Linked DNA regions of Homo sapiens: region 1 is linked to region 2. Evidence: read pairs that join two places in POLR2A ChIA-PET (ENCODE). Cell type or tissue: HepG2. All regions are shown on one strand.

Region 1 (4,000 bases), 69 kb after region 2:
ACAGTTCAGAGCACAGCTCACATTTTATATGAACCCCATTTGCCACAGCAGCACTCCAGTGTCACATCAGAGTGAGGCCTGAGCTGCAGGAGGAGAGCCTGCAGGCCTCATGGGTAGAATTGCACCTTCACAATCATGGGAATGTGAGCAGTGTTTCAGCCTCAGTTTCTACTTGTAATGGTGACAAGGAAAAAATACTGCTGAATTTCCAGCATGAGTCCAGATAGAGATAGCTCCAAAAGTTCTCACTGTGAGAGTCCACCTCATTTGGACACCATAGGATAGTAATAGGGCTTCTGAAACAGACATCCAAAGCATTGGAGAGAAAAACAGATCTCCATCTGAGCCAGATTATTTTGAGAGAAAAATGTAAAAAAGATCTTTTAAAAAAGCTCAGGTTAGATATCAGATTGATCAAATGAGCCAGAAAATGTTCCCCTAAAAGCAATTTCTCTCTAACCACCCAAAGTACACAGCTGCTCTCATCATGAGAAACATGAGCATTACGAAGAAAGAGGGCAGATTTTCAGAAGAATTTTATAAAGTTTCTTTTCCATCTCTGCTGCTCTCTCATCTCCTAGCCACTGAATGGGGGTTCTATATTGAAATACATCTGACAACTTCCAACAACACTTTAAGATGAAGAAATAGAATTTGACTGTGTTCATATAGTGGAATATGTTACAACTTGCAACACAGCTAACTGAATAGCTATTATGGTGTTTGGGTGGCCACATCACCTGTCTTTATTTTTCCTGTAATAGCAGCATTCCAACTTAGTGAAATAAAAGATAATAAAATTGTGTTTACTCATAATTATTCCTATTGAGTAAAGTAATAAACATGTCAGACTAATATCTACTCTAACAATTTGGTAGTAAATTTTCTTTGGACATTAGATATAAATATCTAACTATGAATAATTTTAATGAACAGGTCATAATATATGTAGCTTTTTTTTTTTTTTTTGAGACACAATCTCATTCTGTCACCCAGGCTGGAGTGAAATGGTGCAATCTCAGCTCACTGCAACTTCTGCCTCCCAGGAACAAGCGATTCTCCTGCCTCAGCCTGCCAAGTAGCTGGGATTACAGGCGCGTGCCACCACACCCAGCTAATTTTTTATTTTTAGTAGAGATGGGGTTACACCATGTCAGGCTGGTGTCGAACTCCTGACCTCAGGTAATTAACCTGCCTCAGCCTCTCAAAGTGTTGGAATTACAGGTGTGAGCCACTGCACTCGGCAATGTATGTAGTATTTTTAAAAACTGCAACTATACTTCAGTTAAAACACTTTATATTTCAAAAGTATAAATAACAATATTAAAATAACCATTTAAGTGAATCATTCAAAGTAAGTATTGTGGCTTTATGTTCATACTATTGTAGAAAATATTGTTTTTGGCTCACACCGGTAATACCAGCACTTTTGGAGGCTGAAGCAGGTGCATCACCTGAGGTCAGGAGTTCGAGACCAGTCTGACCAACATGGTGAAATCCTGTCTCTACTAAAAATACAAAAAAGTAGCCGGACATGGTGGTGCATGCCTGTATTCCCAGCCACTCGGGAGGCTGAGGCAGGAGAATTACTTGAAACCAGAAGGCAGTGATTGCAGTGAGCCAAGATTACACCACTGCACTCCAGCCTGGGCAACAGAGTAAGACTGTTTTTTAAAAAAAAAAAAAAAAAAAAAAAAAAAGGCCAGGCATGGTGGCTCATGCCTGTAATCCCATCACTTCGGGAGGCTGAGGCAGGCAGATCACCTGAGGTCAGGAGTTCAAGACCAGCCTGATCAACATGGAAAAACCGCATCTCTATTAAAAATACAAAATGAGCTGGGCCTGGTGGTGCATGCCTGTAATCCCAGCTACTGGGAGCTGAGACAGGAAAATTGCTTGAACCTGGGAGGCAGAGTTTGCCTGAGCCGAGATCAAACCATTGCACACCATCCTGGACAACAAGAGCAAAACACCTCGAAAAAAAAAATGTTTAATTTATATTAATGCAGTTTGCCTACAAACCCTACACATAACTATCCTAATTGTTCTGAAGTAATAAATAGAAAGCAAGATACAACTACAGACTCCACTGTTTATGCACTGTTCTTGCTTTTGCAGTATAAGTACTTCAGCCTGCAAATATTGGATAATTACCTTGGATAATCAGGTTTCTGTAAAAGAAACTTAATACCTTTTAGTCTTTAGCATTCTGCATTGCTAAATTTAATCCTATCTTTCTGCTAAGCTTCTGTGTGCTCTTAAAATGAGCTTTTATCTAAACAAATCTGTGTCTAATTTAAAGGACTAAAAATGAAAAAAATAAACTTTTCAGAAGCAAAAATAAAGCAATAATTCTGAAGTACTACATAAAGATAATCTGGACCCGAGAAAATGACAAAGGGTTTATTTAGCTGTTCATATGATTTACATGTATTTCAAAAAAAGCAGAGAAAAGCATCTACATATAACCTAAATTCCTTAAGAAAAGAGAGAATATCAAAATATTTTTTAAGCTTTTTATTTATTTATTATACTTTAAAGTTCTGGGGTACATGTGCATAACGTGCAGGTTTGTTACATAGGTATACACGTGCCATGAAGGTTTGCTGCACCCATCAAACCATTATTTACACTAGGTATTTCTCCTAATGCTGTCCCTCCCCTAGCCCCCCAATCCCCTTTTTTGGAACTTTTTAAAGAGTTTTTGAACTCTTGGACATCAGAATTTTACACACTGTATGCACTTGAAAAAATGCTTATGGGGGAAAAAGCAGAAGAGAGAAAGATATTATAAAAAAAAGTTCATGAGTGCACAAGACCAATGCAACAGAATAGAGAGCCCAGAAATAATGCCACCCTCCTACCATCATCAGATTTTTGGCAAAGCTGATAAGAGAAATGTGGAAAGAATTCTCCATTTAATAAATGGTGCTGGAATAACTAGCTAGCACTATGTAGAAGACTGAAAGTGGACCCCTTCATTACACAATATACAAAATCAACTCAAGATTAATTAAAGACTTAAATGAAAAACTTAAAATTGTAAGAAACCTTGCAAGATAACCTAGGAAGTACCATTCTAGACACAGAAACTGGCAAACACTTCATGATGAAGCTACCAAAAGCAATTGCAACAAAAGCAAAAATTGACAATGGGACCTATTTGAACTAAAGAGCTTCTTCACAGCAAAGGAAACTATTAACAGAGTAAACAGACAACCTACAGAATAAAAAAAATTTGCAAACTTTGCCTCTGACAAAAGTCTAATATCCAGAATTTATTAAGAACTTAAACAAGTTTACAAGAAAAAAAAAATCTCATTAAAAAATAGGCCAAAAAAACATGAATAGATGCTTTTCAAAAGAACATATACATGTGGCTAGCAAGCATATGAAAAAAAAAAAGCTCATCACTAATCATTAGAGAAATTAAGAGAAACCACAATGAGATACCACATCACACCAGTCAGAATGGCTATTTTTAAAAAGTCAAAAAATAACAGATGCTGGCAAGGTTGCAGAGAAAAGGGAATGCTTATACTCTACCTCATAATTGGGTATATACCCAAAGAAATATAAATTATTGTATTATAAAGATACATTCATATGTATGTTCATTGCAGCACTATTCACAATAGCAAAGACATGGACAGGCCCTATCAGTGGTAGACTGGATAAAGAAAACACGGTATGGTCAGATGCGGTGGCTCATGCCTGTAATCCCAGCACTCTGGGAGGCTGAGGCAGGTGGATTGCCTGAGCTTAGAAGTTTAAGACCAACCTGGGCAACATTGCAAAATCCTGTCTCCACAGAAAATACAAAGAGAAAAATTGGCCAGGCGTGGTAACACCAGCGTGTAGATCAAGCTACGTGAAAGGATGAGGTAGGAGAGAATTGCTTGAGCCAGGGAGGTTGAGGCTAAATAAGGCTGCATCACTCCACAGCACTCTAGCCTGGGCAATAAGTGACACTCTGTCTCCAAAAATAAAATAAAATAAA
Region 2 (4,000 bases):
CAGATGAATGGGAAAAATAAAGTATGTATTATAGAGTCTTAGCTTTTAAGTTTTCTATTAAAACCAGTGCTTGCAGAGACATTCTATTTAGCAACTTGTTTTCTATTCCTGCAGATCCAGTAATTGCTCCCCAAGTAACAAAAAAGTAAACATAAACAGAATAAAATTTTCTCTAAACTGCATTAAACTCATCCTTTCTATATCTTTTCTATCTGTCTATATTTAGCTTTTATTTCTTACAACTTTTTAAAAAATTTGATGACAGAGAAACAGAAGAATAAAAATGCTGGGCCCTTTATCTAAATCCTGAAAATTCCTAAACCCTTAGTACTAGCTCCCAGGGTATTATGAGAATTAAATCACATAATGTGTTATGCCCAGCACAGTGCTCTGTATCATACTCTTGAGCACATAGTACTTGCTTAATAAACATTGCAGTAGTACATGTGTACATGTTGTTTTTTAAACCCAGACTTATTCAAACATTGCTGCCTTCTGTTTCCTCTATAAACTTAAAGAGCCAGCAAAGAATATAAAACTTTAGGATGGAGATGGGTTGTCCTTATTTGCACGACAAGTATTTGGTTGTGAGAAGGGTGTTAAGTGTAAGGGACCCTGTGCTCTGCCTGCTTTCTCTAATGCTAATAATGAGCCAAGGGGGAGCAACATCAGCATTGACAGGAGACTTGTTTAAAACACTCTTTCATAAACCCTTTTCAAACCTGCAGAATCACCTTACATAATGTGGGACCAAAATTACCAAGTGATTTATACTTGTGCCCTCCCCACAGCTTCTGTTTATTGTTCTGGGTGGAAGGATCCATGTTGTTTTAATGAAGGGCCTCATGTGACTCTAAGGTGAGGCCAGAATCAAGTATGAAGGCTTCAAAATACATTTTCGAGAGTTAAGTTCCACCTTTGCACTAAAGGGTGGTCACAGGGCCTGTTCTGTTTGGGTTTGGTAGGGACAGGTCAGTGTGGTGCATATTTCCATTACTGTAGCAGAAATTGCTGGAGTCTCTGGCAGGGGAGGGCACCTGAGGACAGGAAAGGAGAAGCTTATATTTTTGTCTTCATGGAGCAGCTCATTATTCCTGAATCTATTCTGTTTAAAAGACAGCAGTAAGTGAATTTTTCTTTTTCTGCCAGTTGATGTCATACTAGCAGGTAAATGTGGTACTGACACCTTTAAAGGCATATTCTCCATATGCAGGTGTAACTTGTCCAGAGAATCTCATCTGAGAAGGAATTCCAGAGGAGGAGGAGAAAGAAAAAAATGGCTTTTCTTCAGGTAAACATGTGTCAGATGAAGAGCTGTGTCCACTCTGCCTCCTGGACTGCCATGCGTTTAGTACTCACAAACCTTTACTTCTCTACTTGTGTTTTTCCTCCCTAAGGAGTTTGGTTTAACTACTTCTTAAAATTCTTATGATAGTCAAGGGTCTCTGGAAAACGTTTCTGTCCTATGTCCCACAGACTTCTCTACATTCTGTACGTCATAGCTTCTTATATGCCATGCAGAATGCTCCGCAAGAATTTATGACCTGCAATATTAAAAATGTTCCCTTTGTGGCTGTTGAACATGGAAAGATGTGGATACTCAAGGTTTCTATTGGGGAAAACTGTGGCCCTTAGTAAAGATGGAGAACATGTAATGTTGAGGCTCCAGCTGTGTGTTCCATTAGCTCTATGCAGAAGAGGATTAAGAAAATGCTGATTTAAATGGAATGGCATTTATTACCCAGAAAGTTCTGAAAAAAATTATTAGGAGATACTTGCTCTCTAGGGTGCTAAATGAAGCCTAATTAAAATTCCTACTAAAAATTACAGAACATAGGAGTTACCTGTATTTTGAAGTTTGCATAAACTGTTGTTTATGGTTAAATTCAGACTAGTTTACTGTTTTGGGGAGGAATATTTCAACAGTGATGCTGTGTTCTTCTGTGTGCAGTAGCACATCATAAAAATTTGTCCTAGTGCAGTTAATGGTTAATGATTCACTTGGTGAAATAGCTGATTGATTTTTTTCACTGTAGAGATAACTATTTTTCTCTTCATAATTATCTTTATGCAGCTGCTCTACACAAGTGATCACATTTAATCTGGCAGTTCTCCTTTTATTTTTTCTACATATTTTTCTTTAGAAAATGAAGGCTCTTATCTTTGTTTACAGGCTAGAAAAACTGGGAAAACACAGGCTCTACCACTTACTGGATCTTTGACAAAATATCCTTATTAGGCCAAAAACGTTAGCATTACTGGTAAGCTTGTTAGAAATTCAAAAAATCAGCGGGGAGCCCTGGCTCATGCCTGTAATCACAGCATTTTGGGAGGCCAAGGCAGGCAGATCACCTGAGGTTGGGAGTTTGAGACCAGCCTGACCAACATGGAGAATACCCTGTCTCTACTAAAAATACAAAAATAGCTGGGCGTGGAGGCACATGCCTGTAATCTCAACTACTCAGGAGGCTGAGGCAGGAGAATTGCTTGAACCCAGGAGGGGGACACTGCCGTGAGCCAAGATGATGCCACTGCACAGAAGCCTGGGCAACAAGCATGAAACTCCGTCTCAAATAAAAAAGAAAAGGAAATAAATACGTAAATCAGACTTACTCCAGATCTTCTTGGAAAAAAAAAAAAACCTGCATAAGGTCTTCAGCTTATTGTACATAATAAATTTGAGAAATGCCTAAGTGAATGTCTTTTCCATCTGAAAAATATTCACAACTCATTCCGTATGATGTAAATATAGCACTCAAAAATGTACATGTTCGTGTTCATGCCCTTAATTTTATACTTTATTATCTAGAAAAATAAAATATATGAACTGTTGTTCTGGATCTTATGGTGCTTTTTTTTTTTTATCATAGTTAGAGAATAATATTTCTGTTTTGAAAATTATTTTATTGGATAATTTTAGTCAGTGCTATAAGTCAGAACCACTTCTCTTTACTCTCTCATTTCACCTTAAGTCAAATTAAAAATTCCACACCTGGCCACTTGGTAAAAATGTGTGTGTTCTTCAGGGACCATTGCAATTTAGAGATGTGGCCATAGAATTATCTCTGGAGGAGTGGCATTGCCTGGACACTGTACAGCGGAAGTTGTATACGAATGTGATGTTAGAGAACTATGGAAATATGGTCTTTCTTGTTGAGGATAACTTTAAGACATAATTCATAATATACCCTAAAGGTTTTATTTCTCTTTTATGTAGAACTTTTTAGTAATCTATTCTTTGCATAAAAGAGTTTCAGATCCCCTTTTTTCAGAAAATCTTCAAAATTTGCTCATGCAGAAAAGTCTCTTCAAGATGTTTCATCTTAATCCAAACTTTCCACATTCCTGATTTGAGCTGTATAATTCACTCTAAATTAGTGGTAATTCCAAAAATTTAGTGACAAAGTATTCTTGCCCCCACCTGAAAATCTAATTGCCACCAATTTTTGATTCAGTAGTATTAGATAGTAAAATTAAGAAACCTACAAATTGAAAGCATTTTCTAAATATTTAGAAATTTGTTATAGATTAGTATTTTGTAATTAATTTACTAGAATATTTTATCACATCCTCTCTACTGAACACATTACTAGCTTGTAATTGGAGAATATGAGCACGATTCATGTTATTTATTCTTAATACAACAGTATTGTTGTCTCTAAGCCAGACCTGATCACTCATCTGGAGCAGGGAAAAAAACCTTTGGCTCTGAAGAGACATGAGATGATTGCCAACCCCCCAGGTAGGTATGAGTGAAAATGAATACAACGGAAAACACAGGTAAGAAGTCTCAAAGTCAAAGAGAAAACCAGTTCTTAAAATCTAATTTGGAAGTTGTATTCCAAAGGAAATATTTCCTGAGCAGCTGTTTTTTTTGTTTCTAAATTTTGCTCTCACAAAGGGGCATCTTCTGTCTTATGCTTTTAAATTCTCTAAGGATTCTACTTTTCTTTCAGTGAACTTCCTTCAAGTTCACAGTGAGAGCCAAAGTCCTCTTCAT

The links. Peaks named below come from ENCODE experiments on the same cell type or tissue, not always from the same donor. Only the 100,000 strongest peaks of a DNase experiment are listed, where the experiment ranks them.
Region 1: POLR2A ChIA-PET joins it to region 2 with 5 read pairs; 2 of 35 experiments call an interaction of 5 or more read pairs at or near these places.

What each region holds. Positions count from the first base shown.
Region 1 is chr19:19,867,361-19,871,360 of GRCh38, reverse strand. All of the region lies in intron 1 of ZNF253 (zinc finger protein 253), which reads right to left. It overlaps LOC124904664 (a long non-coding RNA gene), which reads left to right and starts at 884. Exons shown (of 4, transcript XR_007067169.1): 1 at 884-4,000. It also overlaps the pseudogene BNIP3P10. In HepG2, no CTCF peak of the experiment used is centred here; no DNase peak of the experiment used is centred here; H3K4me3 peaks cover 702 bases.
Region 2 is chr19:19,936,857-19,940,856 of GRCh38, reverse strand. LOC124904665 (a long non-coding RNA gene) reads left to right here. Exons shown (of 3, transcript XR_007067170.1): 1 at 1-1,122; 2 at 1,195-1,291; 3 at 2,174-2,339. Among named protein-coding and RNA genes, the nearest start is that of ZNF93, 38 kb to the right of the region's middle. In HepG2, no CTCF peak of the experiment used is centred here; no DNase peak of the experiment used is centred here.